Regions from separate parts of the Homo sapiens genome. Here region 2 is linked to region 1. A link is a loop called in an ENCODE intact Hi-C map of the cell type or tissue named here. Cell type or tissue: sigmoid colon. All regions are shown on one strand. Links, peaks and the distances in the headings refer to the core of each region. The heading gives the core; the rest is flanking DNA. Region 1 overlaps PDZD2 (PDZ domain containing 2). Region 2 overlaps PDZD2 (PDZ domain containing 2).

Region 1 (9,360 bases), core at 2,276-4,775:
CTTTGGGGGGCTGAGGCAGGTGGATCACTTGAGGTCAGGAATTAAAGACCAGCCTGGCCAACATGGTGAAACCCCATCTCTACTAAAAAATACAAAAATCACCCAGGCATGGTGGCAGGTGCCTGTAATCCCAGCTACTCGGGAGGCTGAGGCATGAGAATTGCTTGAAATCAGGAGGCTGAGACAAGAGAATTGCTTAAACCCGGGAGGCAGAGGTTGCAGTGAGCCGAGATCATGCCACAGCACTCCAGCCTGGGTGACAGAGCGAGGCTGTCTCAAAAACAACAACAATTAAAAAAAAAATCAAGGCAAGCAAACAGTAACGGTAGGGGGTGGGGTGAGGAGTTTGTCCTAAATCGCTCCATTTCTTTGTGAAATTTCTGCCCTGGATTCCACAGGGGAACTTCTGACCTCTTGTATTTTGCTTTATTTCTCAGGCTGTGTGCTACCATGTTGCATAAGATGTGGCTAAAAAGAGGAAAATGTAAAAAAAAAAAAAAAAAATTCCAAGTCTTCAATGCACATGAAGTCTTTAAGTAAGGTGGGGTTTTTTTCCCCCCGGCACCCAATGCCCATTTATCTAACTCATCTATGCATCGTCGAAGATCATTTTGTTGGCCAGGTGCAGTGGCTCACTCCTGTAATCCCAGCACTTTGGGAGGCTGAGGTGGGCAGATCACTTGAGGTTAGGAGTTCAAGACCAGCCTGGCCAACATGGTGAAACACTGTTTCTACTAAAAATACAAAAAATTAGCCAGGAATGGTGGTGTGCACCTATAGTCCCAGCTACTTGGGAGGCTGAGGCAGGAGAATCGCTTGAACCTGGGAGGCAGAGGTTGCAGTGAGCCGAGATCGCGCCACTGCACTCCAGCCTGGGTGACAGTGAGACTCTGTCTCAAAAAAAAAAGAAAAAAAAAAAGATCATTTTGTCATTTGCCTATAATCCAGCACAATAACTGAAACTGAAACTAAGTGAGGATCTCCTGTTCCTCTTAAGAGTAAGATTCTGACAGTGCAGCAACATTATCTACATTACAGTCTCAGAAGACACATCTCAAGGATTTTTGTTACCTTAGAGGCTCAGCGAAGCTCATAAACAGAGTTATCCTGAGATACATGATGCAAAAATGAGCCACGTTACCCTGTTCCCACTTCGTGTGGTTATTGCCATAATTTTGTCTATGGCAGAAGAAATTTTTATTTCAGTTTCATTTCTGAACAGCCATCTTCCTTTGAGTCTTAATATATTCTATTTTGGCTGGGCATGGTGGTGGCTCACGCCTGTAATCCCAGCACTTTGGGAGGTCAAGGCAGGCGGATCACGAGGTCAGGAGTTTGAGACCAGCTTGGTCAACATGGTGAAACCTTGTCTCCACTAAAAATACAAAAATTAGCTAGGCATGGAGGTGGAGGTTGCAGTGAGCTGAGATTGTGCCACTGTACTCCAGTCTGGGTGACAGAGGATGACTCTGTCTCAAAAAAAAAAAATTAAATTAAAAAAATATATATATATGTGTGTATATATATATATTCTACTTTACATTTCAGCTTGTGGACCACAGACATAAACCCCTTAAGGACATATAAACTGAAATTAACCAAATAGGAGTGGTACAAATAAGAGGAAAATTTGGAACAGGGGTGAGAAGCCTTCTTGGAACACTAATGAAATGCGCAAAGACAGGAAGAAACTTACCTCCCGTGAGAAAGTCATTACATGACTTCTACATATTATGTTCATAAAAGAAATTAACTTCAGGGCCAAGAAACTTTATTATATGCTCCAATGATTCATATTTTATTTTCATTGAAATCTGAAAGAATTTTTCAAATCCAAAGAACGATAATAAAGTTGATTGCATACTAAGGAAATTTTTTTAACTGTATTTCCTAATGCTCCATGCTATGATGTCAGTCTTTCTAGGCTGAGAAGCCATCAAGCACGCCTAACGTAGACATAAAACAAAACAATCTAAAACACGGTAAGACCTACATACATTCTACTATTTTCCTTCCACACCCCAAGGGATCATCTGGCTTCTCCTCTGGGTGTGCCTATTCTATTATGGAGACCACTGCTCTTTGAGGATCCATGTGAAATACAATATTTGCTTTTCTGGCTGGGAAACGTGGCTCACGCCTGCAATCCCAGTACTTTGGGAGGCTGAGACGGGAGGATTGCTTGAGCCCAGGAGTTTGAGACCAGCCTAGAAAACATAGGGAGACCCCGTCTCTACAAAATATACAAAGAAATTAGCTGGGCATGGTGGCATGCAACTGTAATCCTAGCTACTCAGGAGGCTGAGGTGGGAGGATCTCTTGAGCCCAGGAAGTCAAGGCTGCAGTGAGCCATAATTGTGCCATTGCACTCCAGACTGGGCAACAGAGTGAGACCCTGTCTCAAAAAAAAAAAAAAAAAAAAGCTTTTCTATGCAAATGACATGAGCTGTTTACTTAGAGAACTGCAAACTCCTTAGATAAAAATGCAGCAAGGCCAGGTAGCCAGTTGGAACAGGCCCCTGAGAGTGTGCCACAGGATTCAAACTTCAGCAGTTTTCCAGGCAATTCATCTCGCCCAAGTAACTACTCTTATCTCCTTTCTTCCTCCACCCACTTAAATAATCACTTCATCTTCTTAAATATAAAACCAAACCAAACAAAAACCACCCCCAAATGTAAATCTTATTTTCTCAGACCAGCAATCATTGCAGTCTCGTCTTTCCTATCTTGCTCTGGCAATCCGACATAAGGCATTGAGTTTCAAGCAACCTTTTATACGTCCTGTGCCAGCTGAAGTGTTGCTTAAGGAACGTCTAAGTGAACTGAGACCTACTTGGGAAGTCCCGGGCTGAGGTTGGGGAGAGAGAGAAGTTCAGTTTGGGACAGTGGGGAGAAAATGCACAACTCAGGGAGCTGTGGATTGGCATGTGTGGCCGCCTGCTGCGGGTTGGTGCCGAGAATGAGGCAGTTTCTGCATCAGCAGCTCTGGTCTATATAACAGGAACTGGTGTCTGGGAAGGCAATGAGAACAATGATGTGCAAGCCAGTCTGTGCTCATGAGGATCCGGAGCAGGTTGGGGGATCTGTGCTTCTAAGTTTCCCACGAGCACCACAAACACCTTGGCCTCACTCCCTCTGTCCCTGAACTGCAGAAAATAGGGAGACAGTTGGGGGCCTAAAACCTCCCTTTGTCTCAACGCCGTGCACACAGAGGTCCCTGGGCATCGCCCAGCCCCTAGCTGGGAGACTCTTAGAAGCCTTGCCACTTTCACTTTTTATAATCTCACTGAGCTTCAGAATCACCAGAAACACAGACTCCTGGGCCCTACTCCACTCAGACCTGCCAAGGAGGCCTCTCCAGAGTGCACATGAGCCGGATGCAGGAGTGTGGAAGCTCCCTGCGCCCATTCATGCTTTTGCATAAACAGTGATCCTTCTGCATTTCGGTACAGTCTGTGAACTCCTAGCACTGCATTCATCTCTTTGTCCTGGCTCTTTTTTTCCCCTCACAGCTGCCTTGAGCTATAATGTGACTTTTCCAGGGGAACAAGTTTGCTATCAGTGGAGCCCTGCGGTCTTCCCTCTCATTGTAGATCTCCAGCTTATAAAATGCGAGGTTGGGACCAGTTACTCCCCAAGGTTCCCTGCAGTTCTGACACTTTATGGTTGTTTACCACAACCCACATCTCTGACACTCACAGTTCTGGGCTCTTTGCCCTGGTGCCTTTTTGGTCTTTTCACTTATATCCCACTTATTTCTTCACCAACTCCCCCTGGGATGTTTAATCCTTTGTTTTTGCTGCTGATTCATTAAAAAACCAAGTCCTAAATTCCCTGTAGCTGCTTGCAGGTTTCTAACCTTAACCAAACAAAAAGGAAGAAATCTACTTATCTGTTAATGAGATGCTACCACAAATATCCTATTTTAAGGGAAGGGACACTGTGTTCTCCCATTGTTACACTTCAAAAAATGATGTCTAAATCACTGATATTCTTATCCCAGAGAGAAATTCCCAGAAGGGCATAGCAGAGAGACTTTCTCTCATTTGGGGACAGAAACAAATGTCCACTATGTGCCAAGGCCATTTTAAACTATTTTTTTCTAATTTTTTTTTTTTTTTTGAGACAGGGTCTGGCTCTGTCACTCAGGCTGGAGTGCAGTGGCACCCATCTCGGCTCACTGCCACGTCTGCCTCCGGGGTTCAAGCGATTCTTGTGCCTCAGTCTCCCTCATAGATGGGATTACAGGCGTGAGCCACCACACCTGGCTAATTTTTTTGTATTTTTAGTAGAGATGGAGTTTTGCCGTATTGGCCAGGCTGATCTTGAACTCCTGACCTCAAGTGATCCTCCTGCCTAGGCCTTCCAAAGTGCTGGGGTTACAGGTGTGAGCCACTGTGCCCGGCCCAGGCCATTTTAAATTCATGGTATGCTGGGCAAGACAGTGGAAGGCGACCAAAGCTTACGACGAGAGGTATGCAGGGGGCATTGCGGGATGGTGAGAGGGTACACCAACCATCCCCCATCTGCACATCTGTCCAACCATCCATGTATCTCCATACACACACAGTGACAGTGAGGACCTGGGAGACGCAAGTGAGCAAACCTGACAGGGGCCCTGCCCCCATGGAGCCTCCACCTCATGGAGGATGACATTAAATGAGCTGTCACTTGAATAACAATGTCACTACGATCTGAATTAAGGGCCAGGGAAGACAACATAGGGCACACTGCATGCTGGGGGCCCAGGCAGGTAGGATGTATGGCTCTGGGAAGACTTCCTGGAAGAGGTGAATCCTGAAGTTACATAAATAGCAAGTGGAAGTCCAAAGAGAAGGGCAGACTGTTCTTGACCCAGGGGCAGAGTGGGGAATCCATAAGCAGAGGCTGCTGTGATTGCCCTGGGCTCAGAGAGACTGTGAGCTCAGCCCACACTGCCCATAGAAGCAGCCTAAGTGGTAACCCTCTATCCTCAAGGCCTCAGGGGAAGAACATGCGCTCCCCATAGATGCAGAGCTCCATGCTGGTGTCTTTCAGGATTAACAGTACTACTCCGAAGATCTGCCTTCCAGTCAGACTCCGTGTCTTTCTGTTTTAATGCTAATCACAGGTTTACACCCTTGGTATTCATTGTTCTTTGTATTAGACTCTAAGTTCAATTTGCCAGAAAAAACCAGGTCAACCCCGAAACAAGAGAGAGTTTCCCATCTAGGACACCACGAATCAACCAAAAATGATACATTCAGATGCTGTAACAGAAGTCCTTACTGCCCGGACACATTTGGAAACATTTAGAGCGGACATTTGATCAATTATTCAGTCCAAATAAAACACAAGAGGTCCTCTCCTTTCTTTCCACAGGCCTCATTTCTACACTCGAGGATACTGGCTTTCAGGCTCCCATACCCCTGGCAGTTCCACCAACGAAGAATCAAACACCCATATCAGACTCACAGAATCGGAAGGTCCTGCTTTGCTCTTCTTTCCTTGTAAGAAACAGGTCCCTTATTCCTTCTAAAACCTGAATCGCCCAAAAGTTCTCCAAGATTTTTCCAAACTTGTGATTCCAAAAATGTTAGAACTGATTTGCTTGATGGCAACGGAAGCCGGATACGGGTCTCCTGATTGATGTGCTAAACAAACTCTTCCGAGCTGAGCTTTACAATTGCAGATTTGGCAAAGACAACCATTACTTCCATTTTTTTTTCTTTGTTAAAAATATAAAAAGGGAGACAGGCTCCAACTTAATAAGTATCACCCATTTCACACCCTATTATACTGAAACTCTTCCTCTTCTCTTCAATTTAAAGTTTCTCTCTCAGAAGGCTAGAAAATAGATTTTTCTCATGAAAAATCTCTTTCTTTTTCAAAGACATTATTTACACTTGAGAAAGGACACAAACCTTTTTTGAATAGCCAATAATCACAATGCATGTGCCACTCATTTTATTGGAGATCGTAAACATTTAAGCGACATGCCAGATTCTCATTTAAAATATTGTCACTGCATGGCCAGGCGAGGTGGCTCACTTCTGTAATCCCAGCTATCTGGGAGGCCGAGGTGGGAGGATCGCTTGAGGCCAGGAGTTTGAAACCAGGCTGGGCAACATAGTGACGCCCCATCCCTACAAAAAAAGTACTTAAAAAATTAGCAGGCTGCGGTGGCGTGCACCTGTACTCCCAGCTACTCAGGAGGCTGAGGTGGGAGGATTGCTTGAGCCCAGGAGTTTGAGGTTACAGTGAGCTATGATCACACCACTGCACTTCAGCCTGGGTACCGCCAGAGCAAGACCCTGTCTCTAGAAAAAAAGAAATTGTCGGGCTAGGTGCGGTGGCTACCGACTGTAATCCCAGCACTTTGGGAGGCTGAAGCGGGCAGATCACCTGAGGTCAGGAGTTCAAGACCAGCCTGGCCAACATGGTGAAACCCTATCTCTACTAAAAATACAAAAATCAGCTGGGTGTGGTGGCGGGTGCCTGTAGTGCCAGCTACTCAGGAGGCTGAGGCAGGAGAATTGCTTGAACCCAGGAGGCGGAGGTTGCAGTGAACCGAGATTGCGCCACTACACTCCAGCCTGGGCGACAGAGTGAGACTCCGTCTCAAAAAAAAAAAAAAAAAAAAGAGAGAGATTGAGACTATCCTGGCCAACATGGTGGAACCCCGTTCTCTACTAAAAATACAAAAATTAGGTGGGCATGGTGGCACATGCCTATAGTCCCCAGGAGACTGAGGCGGAAGAATCGCTTAAACCCTGGAGGTGGAGGTTGCAGTGAGCAGAGATTGCGCCACTGCACTCCAGCCTGGTGACAGAGTGAAACTCCATCTCAAAAAAAAAAAAAAAAAAAAAAAAAAAAGAAATTGTCATTGCAGAGCAGAAAATGAAGAGAGATTCGGAGAAGAACTGCCAATCAGGTAGAACAGGGCCATGGGTGGTATGGGGGAAGGGCTAGACTTTGATATTTCTGAGACCAAACTGGCAGTCTTTAATCTTGTGGTGGTGGTGACAGTGGGGGTGAGTCGTGGCAGACGGCGAGCCCTGTCACTGAAGCCAGACCCCACTGAGATGACTGACAATTATGCAAATGATTGTGGGGTTTCACCATCCTGTTCCCATTCTCTTTTTCACTGGCTTCTACTCCTTAAACTTGATATTCACCATATGGTTTTATTCTAAGCATGGATGGAGCTTTCTGAGAGGAAAATCTCATTGCTCTTTATTGTAGCCATTAAAAATAAATCATAAGGGGACGCATGGCAGATCCTCAGCATTTGTATTGCATTTGCTCAGCTTAAGTGCTCGGAGTACACGACGACATACAGGTGCAAAAACAGTCCATGTCTGGCTAGAATTTGGCGGCAGGTTTCATCATCATCATCTGTGAACTAAAAGGCTTTTTGTAACTCAGGTGATTAAAACAGTACCACATTTCTTTAAGTGGTCCTTTCATTTTTAAAAACGCTGAAACAAAGAATCATAGATTGTGAACATATAACTAAAAAAGAAAGAACATTTTTTCAGTAGTTCAGCACCTTTATAAGGCACAGCAGGGCCGACCCTGGTAGACTGTGAAGCCTGGAAAATGTCCTCTCCTGGCTGCCCACACTTCCTGCCCCCTGCAGGGCTCTGTCTCAGGCCTGGTTCCCCTGGGCTGCAACGAGAACTCAAGAGAGGGCTGAGAAATGATGGGTGTTGAGGCTTTGGTGATGGCCAGGCATGAAGCCCGGTTCCACCTCCTCCGTGAGTGCCTTGTGATGGGGGTGGAGCAGAAGGGGAGGGAGGCGGAGGTGGTGTCCCGTCTGGTGCACAAGGGAAGGAGAATTGTCAAAGTAGGATCAGTGCTGGTTTCTCCACCGAAGATAATGGGCTTAGGATCAGTGTATTAAGAGCTTCTGGTGGCATGACGGAGAAACCCAGAAATAGAGCCAGGACAACAGGTACAACGGTGGTGAAATACTGCCGAGAGGCTTAGCTTCCCCTTAAAGGCAACACAAAGCTTCCCAAATCTAGTGTGTTATGACAAAATGCATTGACATTCCCTTGAAGAAACTACAGTAATAAACTCATAAAACAATGTGTGATTAATTGGTAAACTTTTCTAAAGATAATGTTTTTGGTGATGGTGGGAACTGGCCTATCCTACAAGTGTAAATTACTATAATCTCCCCAGAAAAAAACCTTTGACTAAGCAATTTTACTGCTATAAGCCATGTAAGGAAATGTCAAAAAAAAAAAAAAAAGATAACACAGAGAGATATAGGAGCAAAGATGTTCTATACGAAATTACATTTAAAAAAATTTGAATACAAAATGTGAAGTACATTGGTGAAACAAATTACGGCACTTTCATGTTAAGGAATATTAACCATTATAAATCATGTTTCAGAAGACCCTTTAATGACATAGGGATACATTCATGATTATGTCATTAAGACCATAGCGTTTCATAAGCATGTTAATATAAGGTCAATTAAAAATACAAATATGCTTAAAGAAAAAAAATTAGAAAGCCACAGCAAAATGTTATAGATGGCTATCTTTGAATACAGAATTGTTGGTGATTTATCCTGTCTCTAGGATTTTTTTGGTCAAAAACATTTACATAGTAAAACATTACTTTTATACTCGGAAAAACTCATATGAATTATGCATAATTTAAATTATATGTAGTCATTAGAATTATAATAAATTTATTTAAATTGTAAGTTTAAATAATAACTTAAATAAAAATACATTATATAACATGTAATATATTTAATATATGTAATAGGTTATTTATTAGAGCTTCATATACTAGTATTTAGTATATGAAGTTTGAATTAAATAATTCCTTGCAGTTTTTTTGCAGGAGAGTATGACTGAAGAAATTTTTTTGGGCCAGGTGCGGTGGCTCACGCTTGTAATCCTAGCACTTTGGGAGGCTGAGGCAGGTGGATTGCCTGAGCTCAGGAGTTCGAGACCAGCCTGGGCAACACAGTGAAACCTCGTCTCTACTAATGAAAATACAAAAAATTAGCCAAGCGCGGTGGCGTGCGTCTGTAGTCCCAGCTACTCGGGAGGCTGAGGCAGGAGAATTGCTAGAACCCGGGAGACAGAGGTTGCAGCAAGCCAAGATCACGCCACTGCACTACAGTCTGGGCGACAGAGCAAGACTCCGTCTCTAAAAAACAAAAAAAAATAATTTTTTAAAAAATATGCGTGCTTGTAAGCTCTCTACAAAGAGCTGTTATGCTCCGTCAATGGCTTGGAGGCTCAGCAGAGGGGGTGCAGACGTGCTGCAGGGCTGTCCTCGCCGCAGACCCAGGGCTTACTTAGCTTTCCACTGAAAGCTGGCTGAGATGTCTCCGGGCACAACTGCTGA
Region 2 (9,360 bases), core at 2,406-4,905, 54 kb after region 1:
TTGATGCTCCTCACACACAAATTCAAACATTGACGGCATGTCTGTACCCTCCAGTTCCCTTCCCTTTCAAGTGGATCCAGCTCCATCTTGAAACAATTTCCCCAGCTTGCCTCAATTCTTCCCAGCGTCCGCTCCATTCCCTGGGCCAGAGCCTGCTTCCACCTTGTGCCAAGCCTGGTTTCACTTATGTCAAAACAGCTTCCATCAAAATAGTGGGCTTCTTTTCTGAATTTACTTCACAATTTTGAAACCAGCAGAGAAAAGATATTCAAGAAATTGCAAAAATGACTATCCCCATCAACATGTTCTGGCTAAGGTCACGCACTGTTCTCCTGAATCTCTTCTCTACAGTGTACGGAGCATTTTTGAAGATCTGATTTTCTCTTTCTTTTCAGAGGCTCTGTGGCAGGCAGGCTGGTGGGGCCGGCAAGTCCCCTAATCTACGATGGCTCATGCAGACTGGCTTGCTAAGTTCTGTGACCTTCCTCCCCAAGCAAAGGATACTCCTTAGAAGCCAAGTTAGTCGGATATTTTCCCTGTTGTTCATCTGTCTTCACAATTCTTTCGAATTTTTCCTCTTGGTTTATAGGACTTTGATTACAAGAAAACTAAACCAACAGAACCCTGGCCTAGAAAAACGGATAAGCCATGTCTTTACAGATGTTGACAGAGCAACTTTTAAGTCTTGGATTCTGATCAGTGCACTCTTCATGGGTCTGTTGACAACTGAAACTGTGATGGGTTCAATCTCTCTGCGACCCCTGGTTCTCAGTTATATTCAGACAGGAAAATGCAGAGGCATTTGAATTTATCTACTGGGATTTAATTTAAAAATAATGGTAAGTGAAGCATTAAGGAAACCCTAAATTGTTGGATGCACAAACACAAATGTTGAAAATGCAAAGCTTGCTTTTAATGGTATGTTTATTTTAGGAGTTCCAAAAACTAACGTGGGTTTTATAAAAGACATGGGGGGAGGTACAATATTAACTACAGTACCTATAGTCTGTGTACTGTGTTAACTGCACACACACATCAGCTCATTTCAATCTAAAACAACCCTACCAAGGTAGAATTCATAATCTGTCTTTTAAAGGTAAGAAAACTGAGGTTTAAAGAGATTAACTCGCCCAAGGTCAGAAAGCTGAAAACAGTAGAGCTGGGATTCAACTCTGCCTCTGTCTGATTCCCAAAAAACAAAACAAAAACCCTTACCATGACCTTGGGATTCCCTATGCCAAAGTCCCATCCTAATGCTGCTCATCATGACCAGGTTTGGATGAGGAGAAGGGCTGCAGCTTCAAACAACCCAAGGAGGACTTGCCCCACTTTAACTTGATAAAGGATTGCATTTTAAGTGTTTTGGTTGGTGTTTTTTTTTGGAGACGGAGTTTCACTCTTGCCCAGGCTGGAGTGCAATGGTGCGATCCAGGCTCACCGCAACCTCTGCCTCTTGGGTTCAAGTGATTCTCCTGTCTCAGTCTCCCGAGTAGCTGGTATTATAGGTGTGTGTGCCACCATGCCTGGCTAATTTTTTGTATTTTTTAGTAGAGATGGGGTTTCGCCATGTTGGTCAGGCTGGTCTTGAACTCCTGACCTCAGGTGATCCACGTGCCCTGGCCTCCCAAAGTGCTAGGATTACAGGAGTGAACCACTGCGCCCAGCCGAAGTTTCCATTTTTAAAGCAGCTCCAGAAAGCAGTTTCTTGTAAAGCCCTAGCTCTTAGAGCCGGTAACCTTTGATATGCAAATACAGGCCATTAGAAACTGGGTCTACCCAAACATGGCGATTCTCACTGTTGTCTTCTTGCCCTTGCCCCACACGTGCCTGGCAACATATCCCCCCGTGTGTAGAACATCATGGTGCCCTGTATTTGCATATTAAAAGGCTAGGGTGAGAGGGCCAATGTTTTTGCAGGTTACATGAATGACATGTCTGGTCAAACCAATCCCCTGTGCCCTATGCAAATCAGACACTGCCTCCTCCAGCCTCTACACATACCTGGCTGGTTTCCACCCCACTTGGGGGTCTCTTCTTTTGGCTTTGGAGCTCTCCTCCGTCTCTGTATGGGAGAGCCTCTTCCTTCTGCTTTCTCTTTTCTTTCTTGCTTATTAAACTCTCTACCACTCCTTAAAACCACTCCACGTGTGTCCGTGTCGTTTTATCTAATTTGACTGGAGAGGAAGAACCTGGTGTTGCTCCACTCATCGGAGCCCTATCAGTATTAGGTTGGTGCCATTAAAATGGCAAAAAAACTGGCCGGGCGCGGTGGCTCATGCCTGTAATCCCAGCATTTTGGGAAGCGGAGGTGGGCGGATCACGAGGTCAGGAGATCGAGACCATCCTGGCTAACACGGTACAGTGTAAACCCCGTCTCTACTAAAAATACAAAAAAATTAGCCGGGCGTGGTGGCGGGTGCCTGTAGTCCCAGCTCCTCGGGAGGCTGAGGCAGGAGAATGGCGTGAACCCGGGAGGCGGAGCTTGCAGTGAGCCGAGATCGCGCCGCTGCCCTCCAGCCTGGGCGACAGAGCGAGACTCCGCCTCAAAAAATAAAAATAAAAAAAAGGCAAAAACCGCAATTAGTTTTGTACCAACCAAATATTTCCCAAAAAGGAGATGGTGGGAAGTAACAGTCGTCAAAACAGGCTGGTCAGGAATGGACAGGACTTAGCTAATCTGATGTAAAAGAAGATGGTGGAGGCATATTTGGGAAGCCAGGTTGGATGAAAGGCATCCACAAAGATTTCTGTTCAATCTGTGGGCTGGTAGTGGGAAAAAAACAACAAAAAAAGGCCCCTTCCGATTAGGACTCTCTGTCCCTAATACCTAAAAAGCTTTATCCAAATTCATCTGAATATTAACTATCTGGTGCAAGATTATCCTTTGTTCAGGTCTCAGCACTGCCATTTGGGCCCTTGGAAAAGCCATATAACTTCAGAGATGAGTCCCTCAGGCTCATCTACCTACAGGAGGCTTCAATGGGATAATGGACTCAGATGGTGGGATTCCCACCTGCCACACAGTAAATACCAATTACCGTTAGTTCCTTTCTCAGTCAGAAATGTTCTGAGTAATCAGAGGTCAACTAGTTAAACTGGTCTGCTGTGACTGTCCAGGCTGGAAGCCCTGAAAAGTGAACTCACACAGGGTGGTGGGTCCAAACACGTTCTGTGGTAGGAGTGGGACAAAAGGAACTGTAGCCATGTCTGGAAAAAAAGTATCTCTGGAAAAATCAAGTTCACATGAACAGGCAGAGAGTCAGAAATGGACTCTAAAACTCGAGGGCTGGAAAGCTGGGGCAAATGTACCCTAGAGGCAGAGCCCCTGCTGGCCCCTTGAGGCAAAGACGTATTGTGAGGGCTGGGTGGGCCTACATCATGGCATTGAGAAGGATGGGGGTGTGTGTGGGCATGCCTGGGTGCTGGGCATTGGGGGATTGAGCTAGTATAGACCCTAAGCACAGAGTGGGGCTAACTGCAAGCCACGCTCTTCTGCCAGAGAGAGATGAGACAGATGTTTTTCAAAATACAGACCAATGTTGGACTCTTGTTTTGCTTCCCGGTCCATCAGCTGGAGTCTGACTCTTAACTCCCAGGAAAACAGAACGCCTTCTGGCCTGACCTGAACTCCGAGGATGATCCCAGAGGTCCTGGAATTGCCCCAAGACTCAAGGTGGAGCCTGGGAGGCTGCCCATCCCAGCGAGGCTGCGGGATCAGCTGACCCCTGAATATTCTGTAAAACATGCAGGCTAGGCTGCTCCCACGGACACAAGCAACTACCACGAATAAATCAGATGTACGTGTGTGTGTGTGCACAGCCCCCGCCTCTCCCAGCACCCACCCTGTTCTGGCCTACCGGTCAGAAAAGCTGCTTTCTTATCTTCCCTCCATTTGTCACAAATATTTGGGCAAAAGCCCTTCCTTTTGGCTCATCTGCCTCCTTTAAAAGGAAAAAATCAAGTTTTTCCCTTTCCTGAGGCAGGAGTTTCAAAAGCTCTGTTGTGGTAATATTAAATGTTTAAACATATTACAATGCCATTAGTCAGTCAACATTGTGATGGTTTTTAAATGTCAAGAGAAGGTCTCTGCAGACATCAAAGTCCAGCTCTGGGAGAAAATGCCCACAGCATGAATAGCTGGGGCCTCTGCTCTTGTCTGGCCTGACTTCAGAGGTATGAGCAGGTATGGGCTTTTGAGCCACAAACATGTTTTAGAGTACTAGGAACTCACTTCATTACCAAGTGTTCTCAGCAGGAAATAACAGGCAGACAGCACACACTAGACTTGGAACCCTCCTATTTAGAGAAAACGGAAAGCATCCAAAAGCAAAATCAAAGCCAGGGCCTGCATGGAAAAACAAACACCGAGAAAAATTATTTCTTGAACTTCACACCGGGAAGAGTGTGATCTGGAAGAATCTGGAAGGGGACAGAAACAAAAGCATTTGAACAGAGGAGTTCCTTAAATCTCTGGGTGGGGTAGGGAGGAAACCTTGATAAGAGAGTTTTCCCTTGTGGCACTGTTCCCTTGAGACTCACAAATACTCTTCACAGATACAGGGGCATCCCAACTTGTTCTAGCTCCCCAGGCTGGGGTGCAAACCACACTCCTTCTCCGTGCAGATTGGAGCTTTATGCGGGTGGCAGCAGTCCCAGTTCAGGACTTGAGATACACAATTCACCAGATGCTTAACAGGCTCAAAATAGGTTCCAGGGGAGGCCCAGGACACTGCACTGCCAAGGGCAGAGCACCACTCAACCACGGGGTTCTTGCTATTAACACTTCACACCCTGACTCTCTGCAGACATTTCCTCCTAAGAGACTCGTTGCCGCCCTCTGAGACAAGCTCTTCAGGCCTGCTGAGAGTGTCAGGTGAGATTTATTTATTTTCCCTTCCTGTCCAACTTCCCTAAAGGATTTACGTATTGGCACCACCTGTTCTCAAAAGGGACGGCCTCCAGGTACTTTGGGTTTGAGCAAAAGGAGAGGAGTTAAAGGAAAGACTGCTAAAAGTCAGAAATGACTTAAAGGAAAGAGAAGTTAAGATACACAAGCAGATCTGTGGAAAATGTCAACACTATTTCTTAAGAGAAGAGCTGAAAAAGGGGGTTCTTTAAATCATCAGGCACAAAGTTTATAAGGTCCAATTTCATTGGGAACATCTTCAAAAAACAAATGTGTGGCTAAGTCTAAAGGACCCTTACAAGGCCCTTTCATATGGCTAAAGTTCCAAATCAGAGACTATTGATACCCTGTCTAAAGAAAATTTGTTTTTAAAATTTAGATGACCCAATTCTCTCTCTACCTGGAGCCAGGGTGGTGGATAGAAGGTGGGAGGGAAAGGGTAAAAAAAAGCAGCTGAGACTAGGCTTGGTGGTTCCTGCCTGTAATCCCAGAATCTGGGAGGCCAAGGTGGGCGCAGCCTAGCCAACATAGTGAAACTTTGTCTCTACTAAAAATACAGAAATTAGCCAGGCGTGGTGGTGGATGCCTATAATCCCAGCTAGTTAGGAGGCTGAGGCAGGAGAATCCCTTGAAACCGGAGGCAGAGACTGCAGTGAGCCGAGATTGCGCCACCACACTCCAGCCTGGGCGACAGAGCAAGACATCGTCTCAAAAAAACAAACAAACAAAACAAAGCAACTGAGAGGAAGAACAAATAAGAAAAGTGAGCTTCCTTATGCTATTCTTTTCTTAAATCTCAATAGGATCAATGAATGAAGCTGTATTGTATTTTATTTTTTGAGACAGGATTTCACTCTGTTGCCCAGGTTGGAGTGTATGGTGTGATCACAGCTCACTGCAGCCTCGACCTCCTGAGCTCAAGGGATCCTCTCACTTCAGCTTCCCTAGTAGCTGAGACTACAGGTGCACACCATCATGCCTGGCTAATTTTTTTTTTTTTTTTTGTAGAGACGGAGTTTCGCCATGTTTCCCCAGCTGCCCTCAAACGCCTGGTCTCAAAGTGAACTGCCAGCCTCGGCCTCCCAAAGCGCTGGGATTACAGGCAAAGGAGCTGTATTTTAAATGCCCTGCCTCAGATTTCAAGGCAATGTAGACATCCCTCAGACAACACAAAATCCAACCATTGATCTTTTCCCTGCTTTGTGGGACATGAAGGCTGAATAAAGAAAACACATAACTCCCCCAGCCTGCATCCCCAAAAGGGGAATTCCTGATAAGGCAGTCAATAGCAGACCTAGAAGGGGGTCAGTCTTGTGCTGAGGAGCAGATTTTCTCTGAAAAATTAAAGTGATGTTATAAAGAGAATATGGTTCAAAAATTGAGTGATGGCATTGGGCTCAGTGCTGGTACAAAGCAATGAATAAGTCAGTCGGTCCCTACACCCTCACAGAGTTTACAGTCAATATGTAATTCATTAAAAGAATTATACACATTTGTTAACAAAATTATACTTTATATAAAATATTACATAGCATAAAATATTAAATAGAATGTACAAAATATATAATATAAATTTACATTACGTAAATGAAAAAAACAACACTAATTATATGAAGAATGCTTCAACAGAAGCACGGGTTACTTCAGAAGCTTATAAAAGGGGGACTGGCTTGCTTTGGGGGTAGATGTGGATAGCAAGGTTTTCCTTAGGAAGTGGCAGTGGTTCGTGGTCCAGCAGGAGTTAGCTAAGCTGGGAGGAGGTGAAGGCACAGGATCTAGGTGGAGGAGAGAGGAGAGTGGGTTAGGACTATGAATTCTAACTCTGCCTCCAACTGGAAATGGAGGAGTAGAAAGCATCTGGGTTGGCCGGGCACCGTGGATCATGCCTGTAATCCCAGCATTTTGGAAGGCCGAGGCGGCAGACCACCTGAGGTCAGGAGTTCGAGACCAGCCTGACCAACTGTGTCTACTGAAAATACAAAATTAGCCGGGCGTGGTGTAGTGGTGTAATCCTGTAATCCCAGCTACTCAGGAGGCTGAGGCAGAAGAATCTTCTTGAACCTGGGGGGTGGAGGTTGTGGTGAGCCGAGATCGCGCCATGGCACTCCAGCCTGGGCAACAAGAGTGAAACTTCGTCAAAAAGAAAGAAGGAAGGAAAGAAGGAAGGAAAGGAAGGAAAGAAAAGGAAGGAAGGAAAGAAAAGAAAGCAAGCAAGCATCTAGGTTGAACAGCACCCCTCCTAAAATTCCTGTCCACCTGAAACCTCAGAATGTGACCTTGTTTGGAAACAGGGTCTTTGAAGATATAATTAGTTAAGGATCAAGAGGAGATCATCCTGGATTAGGGCAGCCCCTAAATCCAATGAGTGTGTCTTGATAAGAGAAAAGGACAGGCAGAGATAGAAAAAGGTGATGTGAAGATGGAGGTAGAGACTGAGGGATGTGTCTACCAGCCGAGAAATGCCAGGAATGCCTCCAACCACTAGAAACTGAGAGAGAGGTATGGCCAAGTGGGTTTCTCCCTCAAAGCCTCCATAAGGAACCAACCTTGCTGACCACTTGACTTCAGACTTCAAGTCTCTAGAACTGTCAGAGAATACTTTGTATTGTTTTAAGCCATCCAATTTGTGGTGGTTTGCTATGGCTGTCCTAGAAAGGTAACATAGGCTTCTTCCCTCGCTTTAGATTTTTCCAAGCTTTATTGACTCTTGAACTTTCACAACAGGCCAGGTGCAGTGGCTCATGCCCGTAATCCCAGCACTTTGAGAGGTCGAGGTGGGAAGATCTCCTGAGGTCAGGAGTTCGTGGCCAACATGGTGAAACCTTGTCTCTACTAAAAATACAAAAATTAACTGGGAGTGGTGGTGCATGCCTGTAATCCCAGGTACTTGGGAGGCTGAGGTAGAAGAACTGCTTGAACCCAAGAGAAGGAGGTTGCAGTGAGCTGAGATCATGCCACTGCACTCCAGCCTGGACAACAGAGTGAGACTCTGTCTCAAAAACAAACAAACTTTTCACAATAAGTGGTCTTGTACAACCCTAAGACCTGTTAAAAATAACATATTGCATGATTATATAACAAAGTCATTTTAAGTTAATATATTATTTTATATATATATATAAATATATATATTAAAGTGCTTTGCCAGGCGCAGTGGCTCATGCCTGTAATCCCAGCACTTTGGGAGGCTGAGGAGGGCGGATCACAAGGTCAGTAGTTGAAGACCAGCCTGGCCAATATGGTGAAACCCTGTTGCTACTAAAAATACAAAAATTAGCCGGGCATGGTGGCACACGCTTGTAGTCCCAGCTACTTGGGAGGCTAAGGCAGAAGAATCTCTTCAACCTGGGAGGCGGAGGTTGCAGAGAGCTGAGATCACGCCACTGCACTCCAGCCTGGGTGACAGAGCGAGACTCCATCTCAATCAATCAATCAATCGAGTGCTTTAAAGGCCGGGTGGCTCACGCCTGTAATCCCAGCATTTTGGGAGGCCAAGGCAGGAGGATCGCTTGAGGTCAGGAGTTTGAGAAGAGGCTGGGCTACAAAATGAGATCACCATCTATACAAAAGATGTTATTTAAAAAATTAGCTGGGTGCTGTGGCATCCATCTGTAGCACCAGCTACTTGGAAGGCTGAGGTGGGAGGATTGCTTGAGCCTAGGAGGTCGAGGCTGCAGTGAGCTGTGATTGCACCACTGCTCTCCAGCCTGGGTGAAAGAGCAAGATCCTATGACGGGGGCGGGGTGGAGTACTTTAAAACTTGTCTTTAAAACTAATAATAAATAAAATGCAGTACAGTCCTTAACAATATCAAGATAAGCCAGCTGTGGTGGCTCACACCTGTAATCCCGGCACTTTGGGGAGGCTGAGGCAGGTGGATCACTTGAGGTCAGGAGTTCGACACCAGCCTGGCCAACATGATGAAACCCCATCTCTACTAAAAATACAAAAATTAGCTAGGCGCAGTGGCAGGCACCTGTAATCCCAGCTACTCAGGAGGCTGAGACAGGAGAATCGCTTGAACCCAGGAGGCAGAGGTTGCAGTGACCTGAGACTGCACCACTGCACTCCAGCCTGGGCAAAAGAGTGAGACTCCGTCTCAAAAAAAAAAAACAAAAAGCAAACAAAAATATCAAGATAATTTCCTCTATTTCACAAATGATGCCTGCCATTTCATTTACTTCAGATTAATACGTAAGACCAAAGATGAGCTACTAAAATGTAAATATATATCACTTAAACATATTAAATGTGTACATTTTTAAAATTCTAAGAAAAATTACCTATGTGTTATGACATGAATAATATGGAAGCCCTGCTGCTTTAATTCTCGGACATTTGTAAATTTTGGATTTAAATGGTATAAAATTTCTGGGTTTGTTTTTAAAATTATGATGTTTGGTGTCTAGGTGGCAAGATGAAAGAGATTTCCAGCTGTGACTTGTAATCACACT

Evidence for each region. A loop is a pair of places that touch in the nucleus more often than their neighbours do. Peaks named below come from ENCODE experiments on the same cell type or tissue, not always from the same donor. Only the 100,000 strongest peaks of a DNase experiment are listed, where the experiment ranks them.
Region 2: a loop joins it to region 1, with 1.8 times the contacts of the local background. A loop is called at or near these places in 5 of 110 quality-filtered maps.

What each region holds. Positions count from the first base shown.
Region 1 is chr5:32,012,202-32,021,561 of GRCh38, reverse strand. The region is part of intron 6 of PDZD2 (PDZ domain containing 2); the gene reads right to left. Among named protein-coding and RNA genes, the nearest start is that of MIR4279, 81 kb to the right of the region's middle. RefSeq lists enhancers at 1,038-1,147, 1,168-1,217, 3,996-4,495, 4,496-4,997. In sigmoid colon, for the core only: no CTCF peak of the experiment used is centred there; a DNase peak (open chromatin) is centred at 3,351.
Region 2 is chr5:31,957,919-31,967,278 of GRCh38, reverse strand. The region is part of intron 2 of PDZD2 (PDZ domain containing 2); the gene reads right to left. Among named protein-coding and RNA genes, the nearest start is that of MIR4279, 26 kb to the right of the region's middle. RefSeq lists an enhancer at 1,536-2,037. In sigmoid colon, for the core only: no CTCF peak of the experiment used is centred there; a DNase peak (open chromatin) is centred at 3,699.